Regions from separate parts of the Homo sapiens genome. Here region 1 is linked to region 2. A link is an interaction called in ENCODE POLR2A ChIA-PET data of the cell type or tissue named here. Cell type or tissue: HepG2. All regions are shown on one strand.

Region 1 (5,000 bases), 110 kb after region 2:
TCCTGCAGCCGTTGGACCTCACTGGCAAAGGCTAGGCCCGGAGCACCCTAGGCGCTGGATTTTGGGACAAAACTATTTTTCAGAGCGTTGTACCGGCACTTTATATATATTGATCTCTGTACGGCACAATCTCTGCCTCATCTGTCGCATGCACTGGGGGCTGGGCTTGGATGGTCAGGTGAGTTCCAAGTGGCAGGTTTTCTGGGTGCAGCTGGGCTCGGGCCTTCAGCTCGCTGTCCAGCCCCTGAAGGGAGTGAGGACTAACCTCCCACCTTGATCTAGAGCCTCGGACAGGTGTGCGTCCCAGATGGGTGACAGCTGAGTGCCGCAGGAGCTCGGTAGGTGCAGGGGTGGGGACTGGCATGTCCAAGCAGCAGGACAGCGTATAAAAAGGCCTGGAAGCCAAGAGAACGAGCTCTGCAGCGTAGGGTTCTCACGGGAGGTCCTGTGCGGTCAGCCTTTTGCACCCTGTGGACTCCGGGCCAGGGAGGGCACACAGGGCTGGCAGGCCCGCGGTGGCTGGTGTTGAGGCATGAACAAATTGTACCGGGTATCCCCCACCCCACTCTGACCACCAGTTCCTCCTTGGATATCACTCCCCCTGACAGGCAGCCCACCCAGGCCTGGATTTGTCCCTGTCTCCCCCTTTTGCTTTTCCCCCATGACTAATGGGCACCAGGTCTTGCTGCTCCTGCTTCTCACCTCTGCAGTGGCAGCAGGCCCCTGGCCCCAGGTGCATGCCGGTCAGTGGGGTTGGATGTGCCTTCCTCCAGGCCTGCCCTCTGTCCAAGCCCGGAGTGGGCTTGGTGGGCTCCCTGGTGGCCCCCAGTGGGTGCCAGGTGGTGCCCGGGGTTATTGAGGGGTGGTTGTATCACTGTAGGGACAGGCTTCTTGCCCCAGCCTGGAGAGCTGTTTTCTTCAGGAAGGTTCTGGAGATGGAGACTTGTTTGCGAATTCACCACAACTCCAGGCTGGGAGGCTGGGTCTCCGCTCTCAGAGCCGAGACACCAGGGAGGATAGCCAGGCTGCCCTGCCTGGGAATTCTGCTGGGCCGTCAAATTCAACCCGCACCAACGTGGGCAGGAGGGCCACAGTGTCCTGCCAGGAGCAGAGGGCTGAAGGTCTGCAGGAGGAAGAACCACTATCCTGGTGGGGGGCACCTGCTGCCCACCCTGCCCCCAGCGTGCCTGGGGGGAGCACACCTGGGCATGGAGGAGTCCAGGGTGCTGGGCCACACAAGAGAGGTGGGGGAGAGGCCTGGACAGTAGGAAGATCTTGCCCAGGGTCCTGGATCCGCCACTCTGGGGGTGACCTTGGACAAACCTCTGCCTTGGCCCTCAGTCTCCCCATCAAGGTTTTTCCATTCAGGAGGTTTTGGGCCATCTTCAGCCACCCTACCAGCCCTGAAAAGGATGTGACTCCTGTTTCTGGGAAGTGTGTGGTGTGTTAGGTGGGCCTACAGCCCTGGTTGTGGGGAGGGAAGGATGGAGAGACAGCACAGTGACAGAGCCCAGACTGCAGGCTGGAGTGAGGGTTCCACTTCCCCGCTGCTGTGTGTCCTGGACCAGTGCCTCTGAACCTTGGCACTTGGGGCAGTGGATATTAACATCTTTCCAAGCCCAATTCTTGGGGCATCAGGGCCTCCGGTCCTCTGGGAGGTGGCAGGTCCTCAGATTGGAGATGCCATGGGGGGGGGAGGTGCCTCTCCTTTGGAGGGTATGGAAGTGGAGACAGGAGTGGCCTGGCGCAGCTGCCGTGGTTCTTAGGGGCTGGGCCCGGGGAGCCCATGGGGCTTGTGCCTAGAAAGCCTGGGCTCCTCACTGGGGTCTAGATGTGCAGACTTCATGTCTCCCCAGCTCCAGCTCTGTTCTCTATAGGTCAGCCTCCACAATGCCAGAGGCCCAGGGCTAGCCCCCTCCACGTCCCTCCTAGATCTACAGCTGCCCCTTTGATGACAGCGCCATTGAGTCCCCTGGGCTGGGGGGGTCATGCAGGGGTGAGGCAGCTGCCTGCCGCCGGTACTCATTGCCTGGCCAGGCAGGACACAGGCTGGCGGGCACTGAGAGTGGGCCCCACGAAATCCATTGTCAGGTTACCAGGATGAAGAACCCAGGCTGGTCGTGGAGTGCAGGGCGGGGCCTGCCGGAAGAATTATGGGCACTGCAGCAGGAGGGCAGCCTGGGCCATTAGCTCCTGATGTCATCGATTTGGGTGAGGGGACAGGGAAGTCAGAGGAAGCTGGCCAGTGGCTCTCACGAAGACTTACAGCAGCGGAGTGGTGCCTGATTCCTAGTACAGCTGCTCCCACTGAGTCTCCAGGGATCTGTGGTTCAGGACCCCCTGCAACCCCCTCCCAGACCCCTGTACTGGTGGGAGGAGAGGACCTAGAGGAAAGGTGCTGGGCAGATAAGCAGCCGAGGGAGGCCCTGGGTTTAGCTTATCAGTCTTCTGGGCCCTCCTGCCCCAGGAAGGGCAGCGAGGACCATGGTGTTGCCCCTGTCATCGTTATCGTCCTGGCCATGAGCTTGCAGGACTGGGAGGGCCGGAGTCAGCCAGGCAGACGGCAGCACAGCATTTGCCTGTTGGCAGGTGGCCTTGGTGGCTTCCCAAAGGCAATCGCTCCACGCAGAACAAAACTCACTTTTTTGGGGGGTGAAGCACCTTGGTTCATTTGTTTAGTTCGTTAATTCCAGCAGTCTGTTTCTAAGGGAAACATGGCTGCAGCCGGTCCTGCCCCTCCACCCACCCACCAGGTGCCCAGTGTTCCCAAGGGCCCCGAATCCCAACCTTATTCAGGCGTCAGCATCTCTGCACCCCAAATGCCTGTTAGGGAGGATAGTGAAGGCTGAGCCCTCCTGGGCTCATCAAAAGCCAGCAGTGAGAGAACACCCCCATCTCTCTGAGGTGACCTTGTAGGGCAGTCCGTGCTGTCTGGCTGGCCTGGGTGAGGTGGGCAGGGACCAAGGCCTGGCGCCTGGGCCTCGCTGGCCTTGCTCTGCGTGCTGACTTCATCCTGATAGTACCTTGATTTTCCTACTGTGACTTCCCCTTCTGTCGACTTCCTCACCAACTTTAAAATTCCGTATTGAGAGCAGTTTCCTAAGTTACCTCAAATCCTATTCAGAAGAAGGTTCTTCCTGGAAGTTGGGAGGGCGGAAAACAAGTTTAGTCACAGAAGACTACTCCATGTTTGAGCTTCTGTTTCAAGGGAAGTGAGTAACTGCCGGAGGAGCCCTGCCCCTCTGCAGTGTGTGGTGTTGCCCTGATACTTTTCAGATTGAGGTGTTACTTACATGTAATAAAATGCACAGACTTAAGTGTATACTTTGATGAGTTCTGATGAATGTCTACATGTGTGTAATCACCACTGCAATCAAGATGGAAGGAAAGGCTGGGCGCGGTGGCTCACACCTGTAATCCCAGCACTTTGGGAGGCCAAGGTGGGTGGATCATGAGGTCAGGAGTTCGAGACCAGCCTGACCAACATGATGAAACCCCGTCTCTACTAAAAATAAAAAAATTAGCCAGGCGTGGTGGCAGGCACCTGTACTCCCAGCTACTCAGGAGGCTGAGGCAGGAGAATTGCTTGAACCCAGGAGGCGGAGGTTGCAGTGAGCCAAGATTGCGCCATTGCACTCCAGCCTGGGCGACAGAGCAAGACTCCATCTCAAAAAAAAAAAAAAAAAAGATGGAAAGACAGATTTCTATTGGTGATTCTTAAAAGTAATTTATTTATTTATGTATTTATTTATTTATTTGAGATGTAGTCTTGCTCTGTCATCCAGACTGGAGTGCAATGGTGTGGTCTCAGCTCACTGTAACTTCCGCCTCCTGGGTTCAAGCGATTCTCCTGCCTCAGCCTCTGGAGTAGCTGGGATTACAGGCGCTGGCCACCACGCCCGGCTAATTTTTGTATTTGTAGTAGAGACTGGGTTTCAGCATGTTGGCCAGGCAGGTCTCGAACTCCTGACCTTGTGATCCGCCCGCCTCAGCCTCCCAAAGTGCTGGGGTTACAAGTGTGAGCCACTGCGCCTGGCTCTTAAAAGTAATTTCTTTCTGCTTATAAAATTCATGTTCACTGTAGAACACTGGGGATTGAGTAGAGAGGTCCGGCCACGATGCAGGGAAACACTGTCTCAAGCGCCCCACCGCCCCACATGGTCCCCAGAGACAGGGCCCCTAAGCGCTCACGTACAAGTAAAGGCGCTGACTGAGTGCGTCATCTGCACGCATACAAGCACTGCTAGCATTCTGGCATATGTTTCTTTCAGCTTTTTTCTGTGCAGATATATATTACATTTTTTTCTGTGTATATTTATATATATATGAAACCAGATCAGTTACACAATTTAGTATTTTTTTAACCTTAATGTAGTATAAGCATTTCCCCCATTGTACTTTGTAAATATGATTTTTAAGAAGTCATTGGTGTCTACTTTGTGATATTTGACTCAACCAGCCTTGATAACAAAGAGTAGTTAGAGACAACTGAATTTTTAAAATGTAAATCTGCTTTATTTTTGGAATAAATAATACATTTACATGGCTGGAAATTCAAAGGATACAAAAAGGCATATACTCCAGGCAACCACTATGACCAGCTGCTGATCACAAGTAGAGAACTTGTTTCTTTTCACCCCTCTTGCTCCTCCCCGGAGTTATGAAAAATTTCAAACCTGCCAAAAGTTTGAAGTTTACAACAAATACCCTCCAACGTTTGGGTTGTCTCCCTCCCCCTTCTCTCCCTTTCTCCCTCTGATTTCTTACAGAACCACGCTTTCATGACCATGCCCGGGAACTTCACGCTGGCGCGGTGAGGTCCTGCGCCTCCGCTTCCTGCACACACGTGCTTCTTAATAGCTGCAGGCTATTTCATGAGAGGAATTTGCTCACGTTAACATGGCTGTTCCCAAATGCCAGGCTGTTTTAAGTGTTTCCTAATTATAAACAGGCTGTGCTGTTTCCCTTGACCTAGGACTTGTTCTTGAGGACAGAAGTGG
Region 2 (5,000 bases):
AGAGATTATTACTATAACAGACTAAGTAACAAGCTACATCAAGAACATAGATGAGGTGTACATAACTTACAAGACAGATAGGAGAAGAGTTTATGGTAATACTTAACAGGCCAGGCACAGTGGCTCACGCATGTAATCCCAGCACTTTGGGAGGCTGAGGTGGGCAGATCACCTGAGGTCAGGAGTTTGAGATCAGCCTGGCCAACATAGTGAAACCCCATCTCTACCAAAAATATAAAAACTTGCCAGGCATGGTGGCACACATCTGTAGTCCCAGCTACCAGGGAGGCTGAGGCAGGAAGATCGCTTGAACCCGGGAGGCAGAGGCTGCAGTGAGGCAAGATCACGCCACTACAGTCCAGCCTGGGCAACAGAGCAAGAACCTGACTCCAAAAAAAAAAAAAAAAAAAAAAAAGATTAGATAGAATAGATAGATAGACAGACAGACAGATAGATAGATAGAGGCATGGGCCAGGTGGGGTGGCTCACATCTGTAATCTCAGCATTTTGGGAGGCTGAGGGAGGTGAATCACCTGAGGTTAGGAGTTCAAGACCAGCCTAACCAACATGGTGAAACCCCAACTCTACTAAAAATAAAAAGTTAGCTGGGCGTGTAGTGCACGCCTGCAATCCCAGCTACTTAGAAGGCTAAGGCAGGAGAATCACTTGAACCTGGGAGGCGGAGGTTGCAATGAACCAAGATTGCATCATTGCACTCCAGCCTGGGCAACAAGAGCGAAACTCCGTCTCAAAAAATATAAAGACAGACAGACAGACAGACAGATCCTTTAGCTAGATACACAAGCCAGGACGCTTGTGATAGGGTCCATGCCTACCTGTTCCACAATCTCACCTTCCACCACTTTACCAATCACCTCCCTAAGCATCTGATCATATCAAACTACTCCTGACTTCGCAAACAAGTCCAGCACTCTCCATCCACAGGACTCCATCTAAACGTGTCTTCCCTCAGCCTGAAATGTCTTTCCTTCACTTGCCCTTCAAGAGCCACCCTAAGAGTAAACTCTGGAAAGCCTTTCCTTCTACATACTATTTCAACCATCTCACCCCATCCCACCAAGCCCCTAGGTTTATGCCCCAGGCATACCTCTATCACCTGGCATTTATCACACTAGACTAGGTATTTTATGACCATGGAAAACGGTAAGTACCATAAATGATGTCTAATATACAAAGTTATTTTCTAAAATGTACAAACGTCACTTAAAAGCAAATTACTAAACTTCAGCCAGAGAAATTTGTTTAGTTTAGTTTTGAGACAGGGTCGACTTTCTTGCCCAGGCTGGAGTACATTGGCATGGGCATGATGACGGCTCATGGCAGCCTCAAATTCCTGGGCTCAAGCGATCCTCTCACCTCATCCTCCAGAGTAGCTGAGACTATAGGTATATGCCCATGCCCAGCGCTTTTTTTTTCCCCCTGAAGACATGGTCTCACTCTGTTGCCTAGGTTGGTCTGCAGCCTCAACTTCCTGGGTTCCAGTAATCCTCCCACCTCGGCCTCCCTAAGTGCTGGGATTACAGGCATCAGTCCCTGTACTCAACCCAAGCAAAGAAATATATACTGATGAAACAAATATGGCAAACATCCCAGACAGGCACAGTGGCTCACGACTGTAATCCCAACACTTTGGGAGGCCGAGGCAGGGGGGATCCACCTGAGCTCAGGAGTTTGAGAACAGCCTGGGAAAACATGGTGAGACCCCATCTCTACTAAAAATACAAAAATTAGCCAGACGTGGTGGGGCACGCCTGTAATCCCAGCTACTCAGGAGGCTGAGGCACGGGAATCACTTGAACCCAGGAAGCGGAGGTTGCAGTGACTGAGATCATGCCACTCCACTCCAGCCTGGCAGGGGAAAAGCAAGACTCTGTCTCACAAAAAAAAAAAAAAAAGAAAAAAAAAAGAAACTTATGTAAGTGTAGTATCCCATAAAAGAGAAAAATTACTGTGTTCTTTTTTATTTGAGATAGAGTCTTGGGCCAGGCACGGTGGCTCACGCCTGTAATCCCAGGACTGTGGGAAGCCGAGGCAGGCAGATCACAAGGTCAGGAGTTCGAGACCAGTCTGGCCAATATGGTGAAACCCCGTCTCTACTAAAAATACAAAAATTAGCCAGGTATGGTGGCAGGCACCTGTAGTCCCAGCTACTTGGGAGCCTGAGGCAGGAGAATCCCTTGAACCTGGGAAGTGGAGGTTGCAGTGAGCCAAGTCTGTGCCACTGCACTCCAGCCTGGGCGACAGAGCAAGACTCCATCAAAAAAAAAAAAAAAAAAAAAAGAAAGAGACAGTGTCTTCGTTGCCCCGGCTGGAGTGCAGTGACTATTCACAGCAAAGATCAGTGTACTGCAAGCTCAAACTCTTGTCCTCAAGTGATCCTCCCACCCCATGCCATCATGCCCAGCCAATTACTATGGTTTTACCTAACAGAAGTGTAAGAAGTCCATTACTTTCTTACATAATGAGTTCCCAAAAACATGTACACAAGTGGAATGTGTGAAAGCAAGGCAACAGACATACCATAAGGGGAATTATGCTCTTGAAACGCTAAAAAATACAAAATACCTACTTACATCTCATTTTTCCAGAGTATAAATGCAATTTCATACATGTTCTTAAATTGATTTTTCTTTACAATTAAACAGTCAACGAACGAATGTGTCTAAGGTAAAAAACTGCATGCATTTAGACTGCCTGATAACTGTTAGCTTTGTTCTCATCTGCACTGTTTATAGAACCTACACTTTACATTTCTGCTATCATCACTTTCACTTTTCTATCACTATTTGCTCTTAATAACATATTGTGATATTGTGAAATATATATTTGGCCTTCCTGTTTCCTGGCCCTTCAACTCCTAAAATCCTCGGTATCTTCAAAGTAATGTGTCTTTTTGTATGCCAATGAGTTGACCAATAGCTGGCAACCGTTTGTTAGCTTAGGATGACAAATGGTTTCAACTCCCACCTCAACCTCCAAGGAGGGGAGAGGGACTGAACTTTTAATTCATCACCAATGGCCAAAAGATTTAATCAGTCATCCCTACGTAATGAGGCCTTCATAAAAACCTGAAAGGATTGGGTTCAGAGAGCTTGCAGGGAGCTGAACATGGCTTGTAGGGAGCCAAACACATGGGGGATTGCAGGAGTAAAGAGAAGCACAGCCATGTGAGGGGAGGGTGGCCCATCCCAACTCCAAGAAGACAGAAGTGCCAGTGCTAGGGACCATTTCAATCCTGGCCCTATATGTATCTCTTCACCTGACTGTTTATTTGCATCCTTCCAAATATCCTTTGTAGGCCAAACATGATGACTCACACCTGTAATTGCAGCACTTTGGGAATCCAAGGCCGGAGGACTGCTTGAGCCCAGGAGTTCAAGACCAGCCTGGGCAATACAGCAAGACCCCATCTCTACCAAAAAAAAATTTAATTAGCTGGGCATGGTGCTGTGTGTATATAGTTTCACCTACTCAGGAGGCTGAGATGGGAGGATAGCCTGAGTCCAAGAAGTTGAAGCTGCAGTGAGCTGTGATCGCACCACTGCACTCCAGCCTTGGCAACTGGGGAAAGACCCTAACTCAAATAAAATTTAAATATATATATACACACACACACATACACACACACACACACACACACACACACACACACACACACACATATACACATGTATCTTTTGTAATAAATGGATAAACACATTTCCCTGAGTTCTGTAAGTTACTCTAGCAAAGTAATTGAAGTCAAGGAGGTATCTGCAGGAACTCTTGAAATTTGCAGCTGGCTGGTCAGAACCACAGACAAAATAAATGAAGGTTTACGTTCACTATCAAAGATAGGACTGAGTCCTCAACCTGTGTGATGTGTCACCATCCATCTCTAAGCGGGTAGTGTAGACAGTGTCAGAACTGAATTCAATTAGAGGATGCCCAGCTGCTGCCCACTGCAGAACTGATGGCCTACCTCCTGTTGGGGAGAAATCCCCCCTCAAATCTGGAGTCAAAAGCATGTTGTGAAAGTGTAGTGGTAGAAACCCAAGTTTGTATTTTCTACTCAAGCAGAAACTGTGATTTTCAAACTTGTTTAATAGCAATGAAACTCTTTCTTAAAAAAGAATTAATGGCCAGGCGTGGTGGCTCACACCTGTAATACCAGCACTTTGGGAGGCCAAGGTTGGGCAGATAATCTGAGGTCGGGAGTTGGAGACCAGCCTGACCAACATGGAGAAACCCTGTCTCTACTAAAAATACAAAATTAGCTAGGCATGGTGGTGCACACCTGTAATCCCAGCTACTTGGGAGGCTGAGGCAGGAGAATTGCTTGAATCCAGGAGGTGGAGGTTGCGGTGAGCCGAGATCGCACCATTGCACTCCAGCCTGAGCGACAAGAGCGAAACTCCATCTCAAAAAAAAAAAAAAAAAAGAATTATGCAGGCCAAGGTGGCTCATGCCTATAACCCCAGCACTGCAGGAGGCCACGATGGGTGGATTGCTTGAGCCCAGGGGTTCGAGACCAGCTGGGACAACATGGTGAAACCCCGTCTCTACTAAAAAATATTAAAAAAAAAAATTTAGCCAGGCATGACGACATACACCTGTAGTTCCAGCTACTTGGGAGGCTGAAGCAGAAGAATCACTTGAGCCCAGGAGGAAGAGGTTGCAGTGAGCCAAGATCGTTAACACTGCACTCCAGGCTGGGTGAGAATAAGACTCTGTCTCAAAAAAAGGTGGGGGCGGGGGGGCCGGGCACTATGGCTCACGCCTGTAATCCCAGCACTTTGGGAGGCCAAGGCGGGCACATCACGAGGTCAAGAGATCGAGACCATCCTGGCCAACATGGTGAAACCCCGTCTCTACTAAAAATACAAAAAATTAGCTGGGCATGGTGGCACGTGCCTGTACTCCCAGCTACTCGGGAGGCTGAGGCAGGAGAATGGTATGAACCCGGGAGGTGGAGCTTGCAGTGAGCCGAGATCACGCCA

What was found. ChIA-PET counts read pairs that join two places held together with the same protein. Peaks named below come from ENCODE experiments on the same cell type or tissue, not always from the same donor. Only the 100,000 strongest peaks of a DNase experiment are listed, where the experiment ranks them.
Region 1: POLR2A ChIA-PET joins it to region 2 with 6 read pairs; 5 of 35 experiments call an interaction of 5 or more read pairs at or near these places.

What each region holds. Positions count from the first base shown.
Region 1 is chr14:102,501,971-102,506,970 of GRCh38, reverse strand. It overlaps TECPR2 (tectonin beta-propeller repeat containing 2), which reads right to left. Exons shown (of 20, transcript NM_014844.5): 20 at 4,494-5,000. ANKRD9 (ankyrin repeat domain 9) reads left to right here. Exons shown (of 4, transcript NM_152326.4): 4 at 1-5,000. The coding sequence ends at 35. Among named protein-coding and RNA genes, the nearest start is that of ANKRD9, 5.3 kb to the left of the region's middle. In HepG2, no CTCF peak of the experiment used is centred here; no DNase peak of the experiment used is centred here.
Region 2 is chr14:102,614,889-102,619,888 of GRCh38, reverse strand. The region is part of intron 2 of RCOR1 (REST corepressor 1); the gene reads right to left. Among named protein-coding and RNA genes, the nearest start is that of RCOR1, 25 kb to the right of the region's middle. In HepG2, no CTCF peak of the experiment used is centred here; a DNase peak (open chromatin) is centred at 2,918.